Regions from separate parts of the Homo sapiens genome. Here region 2 is linked to region 1. Evidence: chromatin contacts called from ENCODE Hi-C or POLR2A ChIA-PET data. All regions are on one chromosome and are shown on one strand. Each heading gives the region's core, a stretch centred on a gene start or an enhancer-like site at or near the end of the contact. The rest is flanking DNA. Distances are from core to core; before and after follow the strand shown. Region 1 holds the start of URI1 (URI1 prefoldin like chaperone). Region 2 has its middle 86 kb from the start of URI1.

Evidence for each region. A loop is a pair of places that touch in the nucleus more often than their neighbours do. ChIA-PET counts read pairs that join two places held with the same protein, here RNA polymerase II (POLR2A). Pooled maps may share reads with other maps.
Region 2: a loop to region 1 is called in a map of GM12878, with 2.7 times the contacts of the local background. The contact joins the enhancer-like site here to the promoter of URI1 in region 1. A Hi-C loop is called at or near these places in 2 of 168 maps with a recorded cell type or tissue (GM12878 and dorsolateral prefrontal cortex), 7 of 37 single-sample maps with no recorded cell type and 6 of 50 pooled maps. POLR2A ChIA-PET finds 5 or more read pairs at or near these places in 9 of 52 experiments (A549, AG04450, GM10248 and 6 more).

The regions. Positions count from the first base shown.
Region 1 is chr19:29,940,325-29,947,348 of GRCh38, reverse strand. URI1 (URI1 prefoldin like chaperone) reads right to left here and starts at 5,110. Exons shown (of 11, transcript NM_003796.3): 1 at 4,685-5,110. The coding sequence starts at 4,801. RefSeq lists a silencer at 4,585-5,254 and an enhancer at 5,275-5,364.
Region 2 is chr19:30,024,841-30,031,885 of GRCh38, reverse strand. No RefSeq gene overlaps it. Among named protein-coding and RNA genes, the nearest start is that of URI1, 86 kb to the right of the region's middle. RefSeq lists enhancers at 969-1,468, 1,534-1,583. Within about 2 kb of position 1,570, at least 3 of the 41 ENCODE cell types and tissues checked have a DNase peak (open chromatin) inside an H3K27ac peak, as active enhancers do; they include GM12878 and PC-9, where a contact is called at or near this core.

The DNA of each region.
Region 1 (7,024 bases), core at 3,861-6,360:
TGAAAATTCTAAGATCGGATCTGTAAACATCTATCACAATGCGTGGCACACAGAGTTGCTCCCTATAATGTAATTCCATCCGTCCATTTCTTCACATATGCATGACAAATGGATATAATTTAAGATCAGCCTCAAAACACATTCCAATCGTTTCCCATCTCACAAATATGAAAACCAAAACTCTTACAATGATCTGGTACTGCTCTCATACTGGCTAGAAAGCTCTTCTCTAAAATATCCTCCATATATCCACACAGCTCACTCCCCACTTATTTCAAGTTTCTGCTCAAATGGAACCTAACAGAGAAGCCCTCTCTGATGGCTTACAGAAGACACCATCCCTCCACTCACATCCCTCATTCTCTACACGCCTCTTACCTTCCTGTTTTTCTACTTAGCCTTACCTACCAAACACCCAAGGTAAGGCTATGTAACTGCATGCCTTCACCCCTAGAGTGTAACCATGAAAGAAAGAACTTGCTGTATTTTGTTCATTACTGCACACTCAGCAGAACATGCCTGGCATGTAGTAGATACTCATTAAATATTTGTTACATAAATTCTATGGCATGGATTCTAGGCTTGGAAAGAATAGCTGTTATATGGCCTACGTGGCTGACAGTTCTTTAAACTATGTGCAGTTTAGTTTATCACAAGAAATATGAAAACCCTCCATTAAGTTAAATTAGCTGTTCTGCTTTATAAAAAATTTAAAATATTTACTCTTAATGCATTTAATTCCCCAAGGATCTATATCAGGAAGTATAAGCTATTCCAAAATTCCAAGTGAGAACTACATGAGGCACTCAATTATAAATATATTATCCTAATGAATTTTCTAATCTTACTATTATCCTGCAAATAAGCCTATAAAAACGATACTGGATCCACCACTTTTTAAAATATTACAATAAAATCTCAGTAGTTCTGCTAATAAAAGCTAATAGTATCTAGAGATAAAATACAGGTATCTCAGAAACATCACCTTAGCCAAGAAACAAAAATTTCAACATAATGCAATTCTTAGAATCAGATTTAACAAGATCTTAGTACAAGGAAACCTCCCTGAACAGCCCAAGACACTCCACAACAGTCCTAGACCACACATTTTATGGTATAGGTCACAGTCTAGACAGGTTAAGCTTCCATTTTTCCAACAAATATTTTACTGCTGTTAGTAAAAACAGATTTAGTTAAAGACAAAAAAAGGATGATCTGAATTTCTCTCCTCTCCCTGTATCTTATAACAAATGAAGATTAAATAAAACCTTTGGGGGGGGGAAGGAAATCAACTGGAAGATGGTTGTTTGAATAAATTATATATATCAGCTCTGAAGTAACCAAGAAATAAACCTGCCTAACCGGCATTCAAACCAGCCAAGAGCCATTTTTCAGGCTCAGAAAGTGTTTTGCAATTAAAGTAACATTCCAATTTTCGTTAAAATTAAAATAAGTTTTATCAATAGCTTTTTTTGGAAAAAAAAAAATCCCATCCAATTTTACAAACTTTTAGGTAAAATAATAAAATTGTGTACTTTTAAAACAATGGTGTTTTCCTATGTAAAATGTGTAAATATTTATATAAACGTAACTGGAACCACCCTATACATACTGTCCTAGTTTTCAATGCCTACGTAACAGCTCCTGATTTATTTAACCAATCCCCCAATGTCAGACTTTTAGTTTTTCTCTTTATAAACAAAGCTGCAGGGAATGTTTCTTACATGTTTTATTGCTAGATCAAAATAGAAACAAACCGAAGTTCTAACTAAAATAAATTGTTTTGGAAATGTTTCACCATTGACTGTAAGTGAAAGCAATGTTAAAATATTTGATCCTAACCGCTGACTACAGATATTGTCACTTAGAGGTTGTGGCTTGTTCATGCCCCTTGTCTGTCCTCTTCCTCAGGTTGCCAATTTTTTGTCCTTTTTATTCCATGTTCCAGAGAACATACAAGAAAAAAAGAGAGAGAGAGCGTAAAACTTGTTATACTCCTTAGCTGAATTTGGAAAAAAAGAAAGAGCAAAACTAATGAGCAACATTTAAGCCACATTACCTACCAGCCCCTCTCAATCAAGGCTCCCAGAGAAGATTATGCCCTAAGCCTAAGGCACCCACTGTGTGTAAGGAACTCATTTCTCTCTCTGCATCTACAGCCAACTAGGTAGGTACCCTCTCAGGGAAAACTGAGAACAGTCATTCAAATCATTTTCTGCAGAGTTTAACTCTGTCTCACAAAACCCATGTAGGGAAAGGCCAAGAGCTTAAAAGCATGTTTGATTCATCTTTCATAAAGGAATACTAAGTGCCACATATGAAGCTACTATGACATTTTCCCCTTCTACACTCAGGATGTCACTACGCTTCTACTTTACTAGAACTCACTGTACTCCCACAACTGGGCCAGCTTTAAAGCCTAAATAAATTGCTTCACAAAAAATTTTCACTGCCGATTTACTGGGTAGTTTTCCTGTACTACACTATAATTACAGTGCAGCTATCTAATCAGTTTATTTTGTGGCCTTGTGGGTCTCCTGTCCACTGAAGCAAATGCTTCTATTAAATAAAGATAGATTAAATACTGACGCGCTTTTTCCTGAACTGGGGATAATTTTACACACCCATGACAGATATACGTGGTTATTTTGTGTGCCGAATTAACATTAACACAACACAGAAAAATAATTTGGTAGCACAGTCAATGTCTACAGAAAACAGTCATTCAGTTTGCCACAAGACTGTAACTGAAAAAGCAGTTACTCTCTCTTCCAATGTAACTCAACACGATACCAGAAAGCTGTTCAGAGCACCCCAAAAAGTATCCTTTGCATTTCAGTCACACTAACATCAGAATAAAACTAAGGATATCTTTTTAATATGCCAAATGGCAGAAAACATATCAAGTCAGCATTATGCACGTATTATACACTGAAGGAGGTGAAATTAACCCACTGCAGCAGAGGAAAGGCAATAGAAACACCATCCTCTGAGGGTCTGTGTCACATTCTCTGAAAGAATAAAAAATGCCAAGTTTTGGCAAAAGGAGTAAGATTTCATGAGGGGCTGTTTTTTCTTTCTTCTTTTTCTATCTTTCTCTTTTAAAAAAATACATTAATGTCTTCTAATTTAAAGACGCCAAACTAGTTAAGTTTTATATATATATATATATATATATATATATATATATATATATATATATATATATGAATGACAGGGTCTCACTCTGTCGCCCAGGGTGAAGTGCAGTTGCATGACCATGGCCCACTGCAGCCTCAAACGCCTGAGCTCAAGTGATCCTCTCACCTCAGCCTCCCAAGTACGTGGGACTACAAGCGTGCACCACCATGGCCCGGCTAATTTTTTGTATTTTTTTGTATAGACGGAGGTCTCCCTGTGTTGCCCAGGCTGATCTCGAACTCCTTGGCTTCAAGCAATTCCACGACCTTGACATCCCAAGCAGCTGGGATTACAGGTTTGAGTCACCACCCTAGCCACTGGATTTTTAAACCTTCATCTTGAAAACATGGCTTCCAAACCTAACAGTTGCGTTATTAGAGAAAAATGGCTGAGAAATGAAAATCCAACCCACAAAATAATTTAAACCAACCAGAACAAAGAAAGATTCCCGCAGTTCATCCCAACAGGTGGTTTCCAAGCAAACGAGGGTTTTTTAAGTTCTATCAAAACCCCCATCTAGTAGAACTGAGTATATTTTTGTATCTATGTAAACAGTCGTTCTTATACAGGAATGTTCAATTAAAAAGTTAAGAACTTTTAAACTGCTTATAGTGTTGAAGCAACTTCCTAACCCTTTATAATCCATGCTCTTCCAAACATGACATAAAATATTTTAAGCAAATTAAATACTGCTTTTCAAAGTAACAATTTCAAGACACTTGAGGGGACAGAATCAATCTGAAAGACCACAGAATCCACAGAAAAATCAGATTTAACAATAAAACTATTTCTTAAATTGGGAATACTTCTTTATATAAAGTCCCACTAGGAAACACAAAACTTTGTACCCTTTTCACCAGTAGTTTAAAACTCATTTATTATACGATGAAATTAAAATTTGTAAAAATGAGCCGGGTGCGGTGACTCAGGCCTATAATCCCAACACTTTGGGAGGCGAGGTGGGGAAGGGTAGGAGGGGGAGGATCGCTTGAGGCCAGAAGTTCGAGATTAGCCTGGGCAACATAGTGAGACTCTCTTTTTTTTTTAATGTTTAAATGGCATTATATTGTGACAAATATTAAATAACCAAATATTGCACAGGAAGCATTATCATGACAAACGCGGTAAAACTTTTCCGTGCAATCAAAGAGCAACAAACAGTACACATTTTAAGCAATGTTTAGGTCATTACAAGCTACAAATATTAAGGCGAACGCTTCCGTTGACAGCGTGCTGCCCCCGCCCCCAAATTCCCACGCGCTGCCGCACGCCTTCAGCTCAGAAGCCCCCTTTCCTGGGCAGGCGAACGGGCTGCACACCCCTCACTCCGCTGCGAAGTCAAAGGGCTGCAGACAAAGACAACAGAAGCACGTGACAAAAGTTTATCCCCGTTCCCTCCGGGGGCCCGGGCAGCTGGGCCTAGGCCACGCGGGGCGGCGGCCCAGAGCACAGGCAGGGGCAGCCCGGCGGGCGGAGGCGGAAGCGGCGCGGGGCTGCTAGTTACCTTTTCCTGCTCCTCGCGCAGCCGCGCCACATCCGGGGCGCGCAACGGAACCAGGGCAGGGGCCGGGGCCGAAGGGGGCGAGGGGTCGGGGGGCGTCTCCACGGTGGGCGCCTCCATGACGGGCCCGCGGGCCTCAGCGCGGCGTGTGAGTCCTGAACCAGCGCCTGCGCAGGCGGCGCGGCCGGCAGTTGCCCAGCGCCCGCGCGCCCGCCCTCAGGCACCGCGCGCCCCGCGCCCAGGAGGCCGCGCCCGCCGCCGCCGCTGCTGTTCGCGTCCGCGCCGCCCGCTGCCGCATCTCACACGTGCATGTCCCCGCCGCCGCCGCCCCGCAGCGGGCTCCGAGTAGCAGGCCGCCTGCCAGGTACCGAGACGCCTCTCCGGTGCGGGCCCAGCCAGGCGTCGCGTGGCGGCCGCGCCTCCCCACACGCCCCGCCTCTCGCGGCACGCCGGAAGCAAGCGCGCAGGCCCCGCCCCCGACACGCCCAGCTCGCGCAGGCCCCGCCCCCAGGGGAGTGCGCTTGATGCGAACCGCGTGGCTGGGGCTGGCGGTGTCCGCGCTGGGCTGCGTTTGTATCCCTCTGGAAGCTTACATTTTATGCCGATATTTCTTTCTTTTTTTTTTTTTGAGATTACGTATATGAAAGCACTAAATATAGGCTTTGGAACCTTAAAAAAAAAAAGCTTACATTCTATAGAAGCTCCACGCCCAGGAAACGCTCGGCAACAAGAGCCGCGTGTCGCCTTGAGTGCCCCATCTCCCTCCCCGTCGTTTGGCGCTGCATCTGTATCTAGGAGCTTAATTCATGTACTAGAGCTGTTTCATAAGCACATTTAATTTTAGCAAATTCAACTCTTTCTGTGCCTTTTTAGTGAGTTGAAATATACAATTATATTTTGCATGTTCATTAATTACTGTACACATTGTATTTTCTCTTATATAAATTAAGCTACTGTACTAATTTTAATATGCTGCTATGAATGGACTAAGAAATTTTCCAAGGATAACTTTGCCCCCACTTTTCTTTTTTTTTTTTTTTTTTTTAAGAGACTGAGTCTTGGTCTGTCGCCCGGGCTGGAGTGCAGTAGTGCCATCATTTCTCACTGCAGCCTCAAACTCCTAGACTCAAGCGATCTTCCCACCTCAGCCTCAGGAGTAGCTGGGACCACTGGCCCGCACCAACACATCCTGTTAATTTTTCTATTTTTTGTAGAGGCGGGGTCTCCCTATGTTGCCCAGGCTGGTCTTGACATTAAGCGAGCCTCCTGTCTTAGCTAACCTCCTGTCTTGGATTCCCTGAAGTGCTAGGATTACAGGTGTGAGCTACCACACCTGGCCGTTCCAATTATTTTAGAACTCCTGTGCCCACTTCCTCCTACAGCCCTTTGTACAGCCTCCTATTAACCTAACTGCGTGAAAGTGGCCTTGCCTTATCTGCTGCAGTCGCTAGCAGTAAAGATGGGTCGTGTTCGTTCCACATCATACAGACAAGTCTAGGCAGAGAGATGCCTGCAGAGTCACAGCCTGGTGTGCCTGCTTGCTCTGCTTCTCTTCCCTCACTCCTGCCCAGCTCCCAAGTCCAGATCCACCCTTTTTTTCCTTTTTATGGCTTCAAAGGAAGAAAGCAAGGACAACTTGGGAAAAGATAAATGTTCATTCCTGTCTTTTCCTCACTGCATATCCAACCATCATCACCTCTGGAACAGCCAGGACCTGACCATTGTTACCATCTCTTCTACCACCACCATCCTCTCTCCATCCCCAGCCACCTCAGCAACCATTGATCTGGCCTTGCTGCCCCTACTCTTGTCCCTTGTAATGGAGATCGGCTGCTGCCCACCCCACTTCCCCTCGTTTAGGGGCTTAACCCGCGACCACATAGTCCTGTGCCTGTAGGAAGCTGACCCACCCCCTAGCTCCAGGCAAAGGGGGTGATGCATCTCCCTTCTAAATAGTTGGTTCAAGAATGGGTGTGCGATGTCGTCCAAACAGAGACTTCCTGGAGGCTTCTGGGAAGGTTCTTTTTTTTTTCCTCTGTTGCCCAGGCTGGAGTGCAATGGTGCCATCTTGGCTCACTGCACCCTCTGCCTCTTGGGTTCAAGCGATTCTCCTGCCTCAGCCTCCTGAGTAGCTGGGACTACAGGCGCGTGCCACCACACCTGGCTAATTTTTGTATTTTTAGTAGAAACAGGGTTTCACCATGTTGGCCAGGCTGGTCTCAAACTCCTGGCCTCAAGTGATCCACCCGCCTTGGCCTCCTAAAGTGCTGGGATTACAGGCAAGAGCCACCACGCCTCTCCTGAGAAGGTTCTTCCTCATTCTTCAAAAGTGCTCCCATAAGG
Region 2 (7,045 bases), core at 321-2,820, 88 kb before region 1:
GGAGAAAAATCTAGATGACTTTGGATTTAGCAATGGCCTTTTAGATATGACAGCAAAGGCATGATTCATGAAAGAATAAACTGATAAGCTGGACTTCATTAAAATTTCTGCTGTGTGAAAGACACTGTCAAGAGAATATAAAGACAAACCACAGACTGGGAGAAAATATTTGCAAAAGGCATTTCTGACAAAGGATTGTTATCTGAAATACACAAATAAGTATTAAATTGAACACAATAAGAAAACAACCTGACTAAAAAAGGGGCCAAAGTCCTTAACAGACACCTCACCAGAAGACACACAGATGGCAAATAAGCATCTGAAAAGATGATCCATATCATGTTTTATCAGGTAAATGCTAATTAAAATGACAATGAGTTACCACTACACACCTATTAGAATAGCCAAAATCCAGAACAGTGACACCACCAAATATTGGCTAGAATGTGGAGCAACAGGAACTTTCATTCATTGCTGGTGGGAATGCAAAATAGTACAGCTAGATTGGAAGACGGTTTGGCAGTTTCTTACAAAACATAGTCTTACCATATGATCTGTCAATCATACCACTTGGTATTTACCCAAAGAAGCTGAAAACGTATGTCCACACAAAAAGCCACACACTGATGTTTATAGCAGTTTTACTTGTACTTGCCAAAACTTGAAAGCAACCAAGATGTCCTTCAGTAGGTGAATGGATGAACTGCGGTACATCCCGACAATGGAATATTATTTTCAGATCTATCAAACCATGAAAAGACATTATGGAAACTCAAAGGAGAACGAAGCCAATCTTAAAAAGCTAAACATTATGTGATTCCGACTACATGACATCCCAGAGAAAGCAAAACTATGGAGACAATTTTAAAAATCAGTGATTACCAGGTATTGGGGCATAGGGACGGATGAATAGGCACAGCACAGAGGATTTTTAGGGCAGTGAGACTACTCAGCAACTATAATGGTGGATATGTGTTCTTATATATTTATCCAAAGCAACTGAATGTCCACCAAGAGTGAATTCTAATACAAACTATCAACTTCGGGTGATGATGTGGCAATGGATATTCAACTACTGTGGCAATGGATATTCAACTATTGTAACAAATGTATCACTCTGGTGGGGATGTTGATGATAGGGGAGGCTATGCAGGTGTGGGAGCATGGGATATATGGAAAATCTCTGTACCTTCTGCTCAGTACTGCTGTGAATCTAAAATTGCTCTTAAAAAACAGACTTTTAAAAAAATTAGACAAAATTATCAAAAACAACTACTTTTCACCTCTGAGTATTGACCAAAACATAGGACAAATGGAGAAGTGTTTATTCAAGAAAACTACTGAAAGTTGGGTAAAAATGATGACAGTATGTGGCATTGTGACCACTCTCCCTCACCCCAGCTCCTTCAGACAATAGTTCTAACAGGGTGGGACAGCTTGTAAAACCAGAAGCATTTATACTGTAGGGAGCTGACTCAATCTGAAACAACGTGGAAAAACCCAACGCCCAGGGGCTTTGTTAAATATAGCAATTTCAGTGCCAAACATAGGAGAGGTCCACATACATCATAGATGACCTGAAGCTGAAATACTATAGCTGGGCCAAAAAAGAGATCAGAAGAAAAAAATTTTCTGCCTGGAGATTTAACAGAAACAATCAGGAAGTGAGACAATCATAGTCCTTGATAAGCTTACATTTTGAAAGGTAATGGGCATATTAGGGTATGAACATGCTGAGAGACCAGAGAAGGCTCTAACTATATACATACCCCCAGGGAAGACTCGTAAACTGCATAAATTTTCAGTGTGTTCCTCAAACAAAACAGAGACTTTGACAAAGGATGAAAGTCTTACCAAAACAAGATGCCTAAGTACAATCTCTGACCAGTCACCAGCTGATCACTAAGATATATTGATCCAAGGTGACCCATAAGTAGTCAAACATAACTGAGGAGAGACATCAGAGGCCACACGCTGTAGAGAAAAACTCATTATTAATCTTGGCCAAGTCATAAAACAAACAAAAAAAGGGACAATAACCCCTGGCAGGAGAGTATCAGAAATAAATGCTGTTACAATGTATTATTTAAAATGTCCAGTTTTAAACAGGAAAGTATGGCTTATCTAGTATAAAAAAAAAAATACTCAGTATAAACAGAAGCTATTTCCAAGGGTTCCCAAATGTTGGACTTAACAGACAGACTTCAAAGCAGCCAATAAAAATACATCTTCAAAGAACAAAAGAAAACCGTGTTTAATCAAAGCATGAAAACAATGACTAATCAGAGAACACTTAATAAAGAGATCAACATTTTTTAAAAAATGGAAATTCTGGAGTTGAAAAGTAACTAAAGTGAAAGCTTCATTAGAGGGACAACAGCAAACTTGAATGCAGAAGGAAGAATCAGTGAACTCAAAGATAAATCAATACAAATTACACAATCTGAAGAACAGAAGTGAGAATGAAAAATGAACCAAGTAGGAAATCTGTGGGTTACAATCAATACCAACATATGCATAATGGGAATCCCAGAAGAAAAGAATAGTGAGGGCCATACAAGTTTTGACATCTTTTGAAGAGTCATAGAAGTTTTTAATGTCTGAAAACATTCCAAATTTAGTAAGAAGTATAAATCTGTATATCCAAGTATCTCAATAAAATCCAAGTAGAATAAACATTAAAATATCCACACCGATACACATCAAAATCTTGAAAGCAGCAAGAGAAAAATGGACTTATCATGCACAGGGGAACCCCAGTAAAATTAGCAGCTGACTTCTCAAAAGAAACAATGAAGGCCAGAATTAAGTGGTATAACATACTCTACTGTCAAACAAGAATTCTAAATCCAGTAAAACTATCCTTCAAAAAAGAGGACAAAAATAAAGATCTTCCCAGATAGACAAAGAGAATTTGTTGCCACCAAAATTTTTTTTACAAGATATGCTAAAGCAAGTACTTCAGGCTGAAAGGAAACACCACCAGATGGTAACTTGAATCCACATAAAAAATTAAAGTACCAGTAAAAGTAATTATGTAGGCAAATGTAAAAAATAGAAAAAATACTCTTTTTAAGTTTTCTTCTCTTACTTAAAAGATAATTGCATGGAAAAATAATGAACCCATATAGTTATAAATAATAAACCTGTACTGTTATAAAATATATTACAATAATAGGACAAAGGAAAAAGAGACTAGAGCTATGCTGAAGCAAAGTCTGCCAGAATTAAGTTAGTATTATTCTGACGCAGGTTATAATGTTACAATGCATCCTATAAACTCTAGAGCAACCACTATAAAATAACTCATAAAAAAGAGTAAAGCTCTCTTCTACTATGTGAGGACACAGGAGGCCATCTGCAGCCCAGGAAGAGAGCCCTCGGCAGGAACCAAATCAGCTGCTAACCTTGACTTCCCAGTTTCCACAAATGTAAGAAATAAATTTGTGGGTTTAAAAAAAAAAAAAGTACAGTTTCTTTTTGTAAAGGAATTCAAAGTTTATACTAAAAGATTTATTTAACATACACAAAAAAAGGTAACCAAGGAGGAACAGAGGAACAAAAAAGACATGACATATAAAAAATGACTAACAAAATGGCATGAGCTATTGATATGTAAATGAGCCATATCAACAATTACATGAATTAACACACATTTCAATAAAAAGACAGGCTGGCAAAATAGACTTTTTAAAAACAAAATTCAACCACATGCTGCCCACAAGATACAAATGCTAAAAAGGATGAAAAAAGAGATACCACATAAGCATAACCATAACCAAGGTGGAGTGGTCATAATCATATCAGACAAAACTGACATAGGCTTTAAAATTAAAATGTTACTAGAGAAAAAAGGGACATTTTGTAATAATAAAAGCTTCAATTAATCAGAAGATATGACAATGACAAACATATATGTACCTAACAACAGAGAAAAAAATGCATGAAACAAAAACTAACAGAACTTGAAAGGTAGGACTATTTAACAATAATAGTGTAAGGCCTCAGTATCCCACTCTCAATAACGGATAGCACAAGTAGACAAAAAATCAGCAAGAATACAGAAGACAACAATAACAATGACCTTGACATGACATCAACAGAACACTCCATAAAACAACAGAATACGTATTCTTTTGAAGCACACACAGGAGAACATATGCTACCCATTTTTAAAAAGTCCTAATGAATTTTTAAAAACTAAAGACATAATAAATGTTTTCTCCAGACACAACACAATTAAAGCAGGAACCAACAGAAAGAAACTTGAGAAACCCACTAATATTTGGAAATTAAACAATACATATTACAGTAACCCATGAGTCAAAAAAGACATCTCAAGAGAAATTAGAAAATATTTTTAACTACAGAAAAATTAAAACAAATCAAATGTCACTGGATGCAGCTAAGGGTTAGTGCCTAGAGGTCAATTTATATCTTTAAACACCTACATTAGAAGACAGTAGTCTCAAATCAATAGATTAACACCTTTAAAAACTATAAAAGGCAAGGAAGAAGAAAGGAAATAATAAAGATTAAAGTAAAAGTCACTGGAATAGAAAACTAGAGGAAAATCAACAAAATCAAAAAGTTTCTCTGAAAAGGTCAATAAAACTGACAGACCTATAGTTAGAATTACAAAAAATATAGGACAAAAATTAGCAAAATCAGAAGGAAATCACAGGCCAGGCACGGTGCCTCACACATGCAATACCAGCACTTTGGGAGGCCAAGGCAGGAGGATCACTTGAGCCTAGGAGTTTGAAACCAGCCTGGACAACATAGTGAGACCCTGTCTCTACAAAAAAAGTAAAATAAAAAGGAAATTGCTGCCAACTTAAGAAATTAAATGGATTATAAAGGAATACTTTGGACAACTTTATGATGACAAATGCAATAATTTACATGAAATGGACAAATTCCTACAAAGAGTCAAATTATCAAATGGACTCAAGAAGAAATATAAAACTTAAATAGACTTAAAATAAGAACTTTAATAGCAATTACAAATCTTCACACAAAGAAAACTGCAGGCCCAATGGTTTCACTGATGAATTCTATCAAACATTTAAAGAAGAAATAGTACTAGTCCTTCACAAATTCATCCAGAAGAGTATACTTCCCATCTGATTTTGTGAGGTCAATATTATCCTTATATAAAAACCAAACAAAGACATCACAAAAATAGAACATGACAGATCAATATCCCTCATGAATATATACACAAATATTCTCAACAAAACATCAGCAAACCAAATTCAGTAACATATAAAAAGGATCACGCACATTAAAAATGGGCTTTATCCCAGGAATGCAGGATTGGTTTAATCAGAAAATTAATTTAATCAGAAAATTTAATCAGAAAATTAATGTATTATACTAAAGAAGGAACAAGGGCTGCATAAAAAGCGTCTGAAAAATTCAACTCCATTCATGAAAGAAAACTCCAACAAACCTACGAATAAAAGGAATTTTTCTCAATCTAATAAAAGGCAGCTACAGAAAACCTATAGCCAACATCATACCTACTGATGAAAGGTTGAATATCTTCTCCCTAAGATTGGGAACAAGGAAGGATAGGTGTTCTCACCCACTTCTATTCAAGGTTTACTAGAGACTCTAGCCAATATAATCAGGCAAGAAAAAGACAAGGAATCAAGATTGGAAAGAAGTAAGATTCTCTATTCACAAATGACACAATCCTATACGTAGCAAATATTAAAGAATATACAATCACACACATACACTCACTCACTCTCCCTCTCACACACACCCCCTTGACAAGAACTAATAAATGAGCTCAGGAAGGTTGCAGGATACAAAGCCAATATACAAAAATTAATTATACATATATTATCAACGAACAATTCAAAAATGACATTAAGGAAAAAACTCCATTTACAACTGCACCTGAAAGAATTAAAAATTTAGGAATAAATTTAACGAAAGATTTGTAAACTGAAAACAATGTTTTGAAAGTAATCTTTTATACACACTGAGAGAAACTAATCAAGATATAAACAAATAAACATTCCATGTTCACAGATTCGCAGACTCAATATAAGCATGGCAATTCTCCCCAAATTCATCTACAGATTTAACACAATCCCTGTAAAAATCCCAAAAGGCATTTTTGCAGAAGTGGGTAAGCTGACCTTAAAATTTATGTGGATATGGAAAGGGCTCAGAATACCCCAAAAAAATTTTGAAAAAGAACAAAATTGAAGGGTTTAACAGTTCCATATTTGAAAGTTTGTTGTAAGTAAAGCCACAGTAATTAAGACCACTGGAAGTGATATAAGGACAGACAAGCACTCAGTACACAAACAACCTTATGCTTATAGTCAACTATTTTCAAAAAAAGATGCTAAAGCATTCACTGCAAAAAGGACAGTCTTTTCAACAGCTCTAGAACTATTAAATGGTATTAAAATTATCCGTGCAAAAAGTCAGATTTAGACCCTGGACTCACCCCACACACAAAACAGATCATAGCCCTAACTCTTAAGAGCTGAAGTATAAAACTTCTAGAAGAAAACATGGGAGAAAAGTTTTATTATTCTGGATTAAAGAATTCTTAGATAAGATACCAAAAACACTAACCACAAATATATATATATATATATATATATATATATATATATATATATATATATATATAAATGTTTTGGCACTTAAAAAGTATGTACTATTATGATCACTTTATTGTAGTGTTTATAGTACTTTGGTTTCATTTGTGTCTATAGTACTTTGGTTTCATTTGTATCTAACAGCTTTATGGAGGTATAATATATATTGAGGTATATCAATTGGACTTCATTAAAACTAAAGATTTTGTGCTTCAAAAGACATTTAAAAAATCAAAGACAAGCCACAGACTTAGAGAAAATATTTGCAATTCATATATTTGACAAAGGGCTTGTATTTAGACTATATAAAGAACTCTTAAACACACCTGTAATCCCAGCACTTTGGGAGGTCTATGCAGGAGCACTGCTTGAAGCTAGGAGTTCTAGATCAGCCTGGGCAACACAGCGAGACCCTG